Linked DNA regions of Homo sapiens: region 1 is linked to region 2. Evidence: chromatin contacts called from ENCODE Hi-C data. All regions are on one chromosome and are shown on one strand. Each heading gives the region's core, a stretch centred on a gene start or an enhancer-like site at or near the end of the contact. The rest is flanking DNA. Distances are from core to core; before and after follow the strand shown. Region 1 overlaps KCNK1 (potassium two pore domain channel subfamily K member 1). Region 2 holds the start of PCNX2 (pecanex 2).

Region 1 (4,268 bases), core at 1,165-3,664, 380 kb before region 2:
TTGGCTTAAAATGTGGGTTTTCCACATTGGTAAAAATTTGCTAGGCCACCTGTGTGTGGTTTGTGGCTCTGAGTACACTGTGGCGCCCCCTTTGAGAGCAGCATGTTAGCTGCCATGAGGCTCCAGACTTAGTCAAAAATTGCTTTCAGTAAGACAGGTGGTCATGTCTCTAGAGGGTGTGACCATTTCTCCTTCTCAGTATAAAATAGAGTGGTCAGACTGTTCTACGCAGATGCTGAGTGCCACAGGATGCTAAGGGAATGGTGCAAGTGCTGTGGATGCTTTTACAGAAACTGAGAGACTGCTTACTATTTTAAGGCCGCCTAAGTGATTGCACAGTAATTATTGCCAAGTTGCATATGGAGACTTTTAAATTCTTTAATTGTGTCACCACAAATTGTAACGTCATTTATGTTGACACAAAATTTGGGTAGCAATTGTTAAAATAATTGAGAGGCCATTAGGCTGAGATGGCCTCAGAGCCCTTTGTTTCCTAGGTGAACAAATCCAGCCAAGCCCAATTCAACATAAACAGTTAAACAAACAAACAAAAAACCTTTACCAGTCAGAAACCACCAACAAGCCCAGGGATTTTCCAGTAGATCATATTCAATTAAGACAAATACGTAGCTGTAGCCAATCAAGCAATTGCTTTGCTTTGCTTGCATGTTCCGCCTATAAAACCCCACACCTCTTGCTGCTACAGTGAAATTCTCTGAACCTCTTCAGGCTTTGAATGCTGTCCAGTTCATGAATCCTTTAATTTCAAATAAACTCTGTTGAATTAATTTGTCTTAAATTTGCCTTTTAATACAACTCTCTCCTTTATTTTCTGTGGGTTGGAAAAACAGAGTAATAATTTTGTTAGAACTGTGTGCAAAGTAAGTATGTGTATGCCATGAGTGAAGCAAAGAGAGGGCTTACTTCTTTTTAAATGTGCTTTCCTACCAGGGCATGAAAAATACTTTAAAAAGCATTTTTATTTACTTCTGGGTCCTTTACTGCACTCCAAAAAGCTGAGTTTGCCTGACAGTACATATTAGATAAGAGAGATGTTAGGAAAATTGACTTCAGCAATTTTACATCTTGCCTCACACAAAAGGCTTTGATGCACCAAATTTCCACAATGTAAGACCCTTGCAAAATAAAAAAAAAAGTCACAATAGGAAAATCTCAAACATGCTACAGAGACAGATTTAAAAAGTTACTTGGCATAGTCAAATAAAGTAAATGGTATACTGTCTCATTTCAATTTCAACTATAAGTTGCTAAGAAACTTTTGTTTCTAAATTTGCCATATATACATTGCTGAAACTACATCCTAAAGGGACTGCCTTCCTAAATTGAGGATATCAGTATTTATCACAGCTCTTCCCAGCATGGAGGCTTTAACAACAACAAATACCAAAATAAATGTATTATGCCAGACAATCAGGAGGCTCTGCTCTCACTGAATTCTGAATAAGAGACAGATAATACTGTTCTAATTCTCCAACATGTGCTTCTGCCAATTTAAAACTTTTCTTCTTTGAAACAAATAGCTGTTTTTAGTAAGAGGTCAGTGTACTTTAAAGAGTTAAGAAGGTTTTGCATTGCCTATTTCCGTTATCTTGAGGTCTCCAGATTTGTAAATATCTCCTCATTCATTTTCCAAAAGGCCCATAAAGCTGGTTTGGAGAAAGTATGAGTGTGATTTTTTTCTCAGGTAAAAAAAAAAGTGACCCCATGTCAGTAATCTAAACATTACTCGATTTTTTTTGAAGTCAGACCAAATTTCTGTCTTCAGAAAATGTTTCTTTTTTCTCCCACTTGTCTTCTTCAACTTTTGAACAAATACTTTCAAAATATCTTGGTGGCATGACTACTATAGAAAGAAACCAGTGTCATAAATGGAGTGATCTGGGCTAAACTTTATCTGTCCTGGGAATCTTTTACATGATTCATTTAGAGACTACTCCCACCCCTTGGTCTCTCTTCCCTTGGATTTCTGAGAGCTTAGGAACTCCCACTCTGAGATACTCTGTGTTCTCTCCTCACGTGGAGTGTATCTGCTACTTTGAAATCAACATCCCTACCAGACACGTGTCACATTTAAGTTCACGCACAGGACCATGTCCTGGAATGATAAGGCTTTCTGCTGCTGTTCTACCCTGAGGGCATTCCGCAGGCATCTTAGGAACTCAATCTTGAAGGCTCAAGCTAAGCAAGTGAGTTCAGCTTGTACTCATCACCCAGAATTCTCTAGTAGTCACTTTTACCTCCAACTTCCCACTCTCTCGCCTCCAACTAAAGGGTTCCCAAGGTCAGTTCTGGCTTAGCTACACTGTTCATCTTCCACCTCCTTGTCATGCCTGCAGCAAGCCGAATTTCTGTTCTCTGAGAGGCTGACCCAGAGCTCCTCCTGGGTGACCAAGCTCGCTTCTCCCTGGGGACCAAAGGGCAGCATCATCGGCCAAAGACAAAAAGAAACCCTGGGGAAGACATCCTCCCTTACTTTCCTGCCTGCTAGGGTGGGGGCCGAGGCAAAACTTGCTCCTACTTTTCTACTTTGCCCTTCACATTAACAACAATCTGAAGGGCATTAAGGTTTAATGTGTTCTCTGCGGATTCAAACGAGTTCCTAAAATTAAGTACTACACTCTATTACTTATTAATCACATCTGATTCAGAAGTTTTTCTTCACGTACTTCCTCATTTTCTGGACTTTGAACTTCCCTCTCATGTTAGAGCCAAGCAGCTGTAGCAAACTAGCCATTATTTTTTCCTGCATTGCATAAAATAGAATAACACTCTCCAAGTGTAATCCAGCTTCTGTGATTTATATTGATGAGCATCTCAGGACTCTGCTCCACACCAAGGCTTGTGACCATCGGAAATGTTGCAGATCCAGTTATGGCAGGATGCATGCCTCTATTCTCCAAGGATTCTCTATTCTACCCTTAACCAATGATCTGGCCTCATGACAGCAGTCTTCTATTGCAGGGACATGGTCAGCAGGGAGGAAATATGCTTACGGGGCAGCACACTTGGATTCCTCTAAAAATCATATACTATCCCTCTAAAATCACCTATATTTTTCCATCTCCCTGTCCTCTAATCAGTAAGATATTTAAGCATGTGAACCCCTATTGAGATATTGGACAATCACTCTGTAATTCTTTCTGTGTGCATGGTAGTTAATAAATGTGTATGCCTTTTCTCATTAATCTGCCTTTTTGTGAGTTGATTTTTCAGCAAATCTTCCGAAGGGTAAGGGGATGCTTTCCCTTTGCCCTGCAGTTGGTAATAATTTACTCATGGCAGCACATGGTACAGAAGGTAGAAGGTTACTGAGCGAGTGACCCACTGTCAGGAGACTGGCCCGCGATCAAAGTGCTTGGCTGGCTCATCAGAGGGCGCTGATTTTGCACTGATTTTTACCAGCCCCTCAACCACCAACTCCTGGGCAGCCACCCATGGGAGGTAAGGCTCCATTGCGGGGGTCAGTGGACATTCATTATCACACAGGGGCTTTCTCATTTTCTTTTCTAAAATCCTTAATATAATAGTATCCTGTGTACGTCATCTAAATGTGACCTTTATGTTTTCTATGAAGGACTATATATATATATATACGTATATATATATATATATATACACACATATATATATATATACATATGTATATATATACATACATATATATATGTATATACACACACATATGTATATATATTCTACATAGAGGCACACTTCTGATATATGAAAGCATAAGATTACAACCAGCTGTGATTTTTATTTATTTTAGCTTCTAAATTTAAAATTCTCAGATTAATGTAACATAATCTGTTCATTTAGGGATTCGTGTTTAAGTTCTATGCTTTAGTGCTAGGTGGCTGCAAATCACAATGTACTTTCAAAACAAAGTATCTTAACCTTTTAATAAATCCTTTTCATAACCTGTTCAATTCAAAAAAATGTTTATAAACATGTTAGACATCTGACACCATTCTATCGCAAGAGGGTAGAAACATTTATTGCAGCAGAATACTATGGTTATTCACTCTCAAGTTTATTATTCCCCTTATTTTATTGTAGCAACTCTGGATTCTTTAGTATAAAGAGAAATCAAAAGAAACAAAATATCTATAGTCTTAGTTTCAGAACTACACTAGGATCTGGTGACCTAAACCATATGTACAGAATATAAACATATTTATACTTTATATGTACATAGTTAATGGTTACCTATGCATTATAAATAGTAAGTTTAACTTAGATTCTACAAA
Region 2 (4,561 bases), core at 171-2,670:
TTGATTAACCCATTAAACACTTATACAGCACCTGGTAGGTTACAAGCATTTTGAGCAGATATACAAAAAAGCCCATTTGTTTACAAGCTGTGTCTTTAAGAAAATTACTCTTCCAGTACAGAAAGCAGCCATATTCCATTTTGATGATTCATTCCTACTGATGAATGTAAAGTAGAAGGAAGAGTGGTTATAGCTGATGGCAGACACACCATAGTGAGGCTTTTGCTGTAACTCAGTGGCCTTTCATGTCCTGGGCCCTCTCCTCATGATGGGCCTGTCCTTATCTTCGTTTCAGCCTGGGAAGGCTGGTGTGCCTTTACTGGGCCTGACTAGGGCAGCCATAAGTAAGTGCTGCTGCAGACCAGAACATGGCCAGGACACAGGCAGGCACACAAGTCAGAGGAGTGTGATGTGTTGGGACAGACCAGGTAAGGATGATGCAGGGAAGGCGTGTTGGGAATCATGGAGCCCTCTAATCTTTGTCTCTCCCTAAGGCTCTAGCTCACACAGGGCTTCTGCTCCTCATCCCAAAGGAAGACAAGCTCCTTTTTATCTCTTCCCTTTCCAAAACCCACTCTCAAAAGAGAATCTAAACTGTATCCACTGTAAATGATAAAATATATAATAGCTTAAAGATTATTAATTTTTTGTCCAGTGGGTCTTCCTGTCTAAACAGCATAGAGAGATTTAGACTAATGTTCTATATAGCCAGTTAAATACCTGGGATTATGTTCTAGGAAAGAGATAAAAAACTAAGGCTAACTGAAGCTCCTAAAATTTTATCAGGAAGGTGGTTATCTTCTTTCTCCACCAAGTTGGACAACAGGGAGTGGAGGAGAAACAGTCAGGGAGGACAGAAGATCAGTGGCAGAGGACCAGGTAGAGCTTAGATTAATAGAACGTCTGGGGTCAGCCCTTAATTAAGGAGAATGAAGTCGTGCAGGAAGTGCTCAGGAGAAGAAATTACTTTGAGTGCTGTGTGACAGGACCTTGTATGAGGTAAATACTTGGGTGCAAAAAAGGACAAGGACAAGGAACGTGTCCTGGGTCTGTGCCTTCTGCATGAGAACACCCTTGCACGTCCCCTAACAGGAGGATCAGAGAGAAGGGGAAGGGAAGAGGGGAGAGGCAAAAAAAAAAAAGAAAGAAAGAAAGAAAAAAAGAGCGAGAAAGAAAGAGAGAGAGAGAGAGAAAGGAAGGAAGGAAGGAAGAAAGAGAGAGAGAGGGAGGGAGGAGGAAGGAAAAAGAGAGAGAGAAAGAAAGAGAGAAAAAGAGAAAGAGAGAAAGAAAAGGCTGGAGGCACTCACAGAAATCCTTCTGGCCCCCAGCGAAGGCTAAGGAGGGACTGGGCGGGCGTTGGGAGGAGCCTCGGAAGCAACCTCTGAGCAGCCGCCTCTGAGCACGATGGGAAAATCCTTCCTCCCTCGGACATGGCGCTCACCTGCCCGGCCGCAGCAGCCGGCTCCGGCGCCGCGGTTCGCGGGTCCGGGCGGAAGAGCAGCTCCAGCTTCAAACGTGGGGTGGAAGGAGGCGGCGGGGGCGACGGCGGCGGCGACGGCGGGGGCGCGGCCCGCGGGCCCGGGTGTTAGACCTGAGGGAGCCTGGAGATCCGGCCGGGGCGCGCAGGGTGCAGCGGGGCGCTCACCAGCCCCGGGGCGCAGCCGGCATGGTGTCCCAGGTGCTGCAGCTGCTCCGGCAGGGCGTGTGGGCCGCGCTCACCGGGGGCTGGTACCACGACCCGGAGCAGAGCAAGTTCACCAACAGCTGCCACCTCTACCTGTGGCTGTTCCTCCTGCTGCTGCCCCTGGCCCTGCACCTGGTGAGTGGGGAGGGTCCGGTCCCGGGGAGCTGTGGGTATGGAGGGAAGAAGGAGAAAGGAACCACAGACGTGCCATCAGCCTCACGGGCTTTCGGGTTCGTAGAGATTCTTAAGAGACGGAAAGGGAGGGGCTTCAGAAATTTGGGACAGAGAACATGCAGGGAAAGGGGACTGTGAGGATTCACTGGAAAAGAAAAGAAGTAGACAGGACTGCGGGGGCTCGGGGACTCATTAAGAATTGATGCCGGATGTTAGGATGAGTCACTCTGCTTGTGGCAGGGAGCGTGCAGCCTGTTTTGTAGGTGGGTAACTCTAGGCCTTAGAGCTGGGTAGCTTGGGATAATGTTTGGTGTGAAATGCTGTAGATTGTAGCCAAGAGGAAAAACGAAATGTAAAAAGCAGACTCATTTCAGTTATTGTCCCCTTTTTCCCCCCTCACCTTCTTTCTTGTTTTGCTTTGAGAAGGCAGTTCAGTTATCAGTTACTCACATTGTAATTTCTACACCACTATGTATAGAAATCTGTAGGAAGATATAATAATGGATAAATCTAATGTACTTTATGCTAAACAAAGTATTACAACATTTAGATGGGGCTTGACATTTTAGTGGGGTTATGGTAAGTGAGTGCTTGCTGAAGAACTACATAGATGGCCTTCTTAGGTAAATTATACGTAATTAAAACAATGGTTTACCTGCTTTGAAAAGCTGTACAGGTAAGGTGTTCCATGTCTTATTAAACTTTACGTGCCAAGAATCTAATTTTGGTATGTCGGTTGGAGGACTTTATTCCTAACACATTATTTGATCATTTTTTTTACAGCAAAAATCGTCAATGAGTTTGCATGACTGATGGATTCCGAGTTTGACATTTGTGATTGGGTTTCTCTTTACTCTTTTTCCGGCAGTGTATCCAAAGGGTCAGAACTCTGGGTGTGAAGTCATGATGCCTAGGTTAAATTTTGGGTCTACTGGTTACCAGTTCTGTGACCTTGGGGAGGTTATTTACCATATCTCATTTTTCATTTTCTTATCTGTAAAATGAGAAAAAGTAATAGTACCAGATTTACAGATTGTTTTAGGGATTAAATGAGATAGTACATATAAAGCCACAGGTCTGTCTTGACCTGAGATTGGACTCAGGCCTTGGGTTTACAATTCTGTTCTGCTACTTATTAGCTGTTTGGTCTGATACTGAACTTTTCTAAAACTTAGCATTCATATCATTAAAACGGATGTGATCATCACAATCACCACTTCACAGAAAAATTAACCAAAATTATATATAAAAAGCATTAAATACAGAAACTGCTTGGAAACCCTGCAATAAATGCAAGTTTATTTCTTCTTTCTGATTCTCCGCACCATTTTTCTTAACCCATTTTTCCTTAGCCTATGGGCCCCAGTGGTTTCTCTTTTCCTAGAGGGACAGCATAGCAAAGTCATGAGGAGCACAGCCCTCACCAGGGTGAAATCCTGGTTCTGCTGCTCACTAGACCTAATATGAGCTTGAGCAAGCTTCACCTTCCTTGTTTGTAAAGCAGGGATAATTACAGTACCTCCCTTATAGGGTGAATATGAGAACTGAGTGAATTAATAGATGAAAGTACTTCTTAGTACCTGTCACACAGAGAGTGCTCAGTAAGAGATAGCCCTTTTTAATCCTTCCCCATCTTCTAAAATCTCTCCATCCTTATGTTTTCTGATTTAGCTAGAATTAATTTCTCTTCTCCCTTGCCCTTATACCATTCTGTATTTACTATTAGTTTTACAGCATTCTGTAGTTAGACTATTAGCATTAATAGTACTTTTCGAATTCTGTCTGGTACTTAGTTGTTGGAACATGTATTTCACTTCTATGTCTAGATCATAAGCTTTTTTGAGGGCATGGATTTTTATGTTGTTTATTCATCTTGGTTTTTCCTTGTACATAGCAGAGTGCTCTGCATTTGGTAACACTGATCTCATATATAATTAACTTGTGTGTCTCTTTCTTTTCCAACTAGCATTAAATAGTCTACCTCACTATACTTTTTGAATATTTCCTAAGAATAAAAGCAATATATTTTCCACCTATAATTCCACTCCTCAGAAACCACCACATTCGCATTTAATGTTGTGTTCCTGCAGATGTTTTTTCCTATGCATATGGGCTCATTTTTATAAAACTCTACTTAAGATTTGATGTCTACGTATGGTCAGAACCCTTAATTTCTACCTAACTATGCTTTATTGAGTAGCTTGATTTAGATCTTGTGTTTGTGAGTAGGAAATTGTCCTTCATTAATTTGCTTTTTGATGATATTTAAATGTAATTTTCAGCTAAATCTCAAAATTTTAGAAAGTAAAGTCTGAGACCTTAAATAATTTTGCTTTTATATCAGACTTTAAAAAAAAACAGATATGCCCAAATTGTTATATCTCTATGCCAGCATGCCTTTAACTATTATAGAATAATTGTATGTGGGTACAGTTACTGTTATGCTACTTTTTAATATATAGCCTGCGTTATTAAAAACATGACAGGTTATTTTTTTCTTGCTTTGGTCTTCTGGTTTCTGAAAGTGCCCTTGAAATAAAAGGCCCTCTTCCCCAAATGGAGGCTTTGTTCTTCAGATCTTCGTGCTTAAATATATTCCTCTGCACTTCAGTGTTGCCTGTGATTGTTAATGTCTTTTTCAATTTGTTCATTTACAATCATTTGTTCCAAGAAGATACCTGACTGCTTACTGACAGCAGGGGC

What was found. Hi-C counts contacts between places; a loop is a spot of excess contacts on that map. Pooled maps may share reads with other maps.
Region 1: a loop to region 2 is called in a map with no recorded cell type, with 3 times the contacts of the local background. The contact joins the enhancer-like site here to the promoter of PCNX2 in region 2. A Hi-C loop is called at or near these places in 3 of 37 single-sample maps with no recorded cell type and 2 of 50 pooled maps.

What each region holds. Positions count from the first base shown.
Region 1 is chr1:233,672,002-233,676,269 of GRCh38, reverse strand. KCNK1 (potassium two pore domain channel subfamily K member 1) reads right to left here. Exons shown (of 3, transcript NM_002245.4): 3 at 3,756-4,268. Among named protein-coding and RNA genes, the nearest start is that of MIR4427, 50 kb to the right of the region's middle. Within about 2 kb of position 2,414, at least 4 of the 41 ENCODE cell types and tissues checked have a DNase peak (open chromatin) inside an H3K27ac peak, as active enhancers do.
Region 2 is chr1:233,292,584-233,297,144 of GRCh38, reverse strand. PCNX2 (pecanex 2) reads left to right here and starts at 1,420. Exons shown (of 34, transcript NM_014801.4): 1 at 1,420-1,819. The coding sequence starts at 1,667. RefSeq lists a silencer at 1,325-1,704 and an enhancer at 1,985-2,034.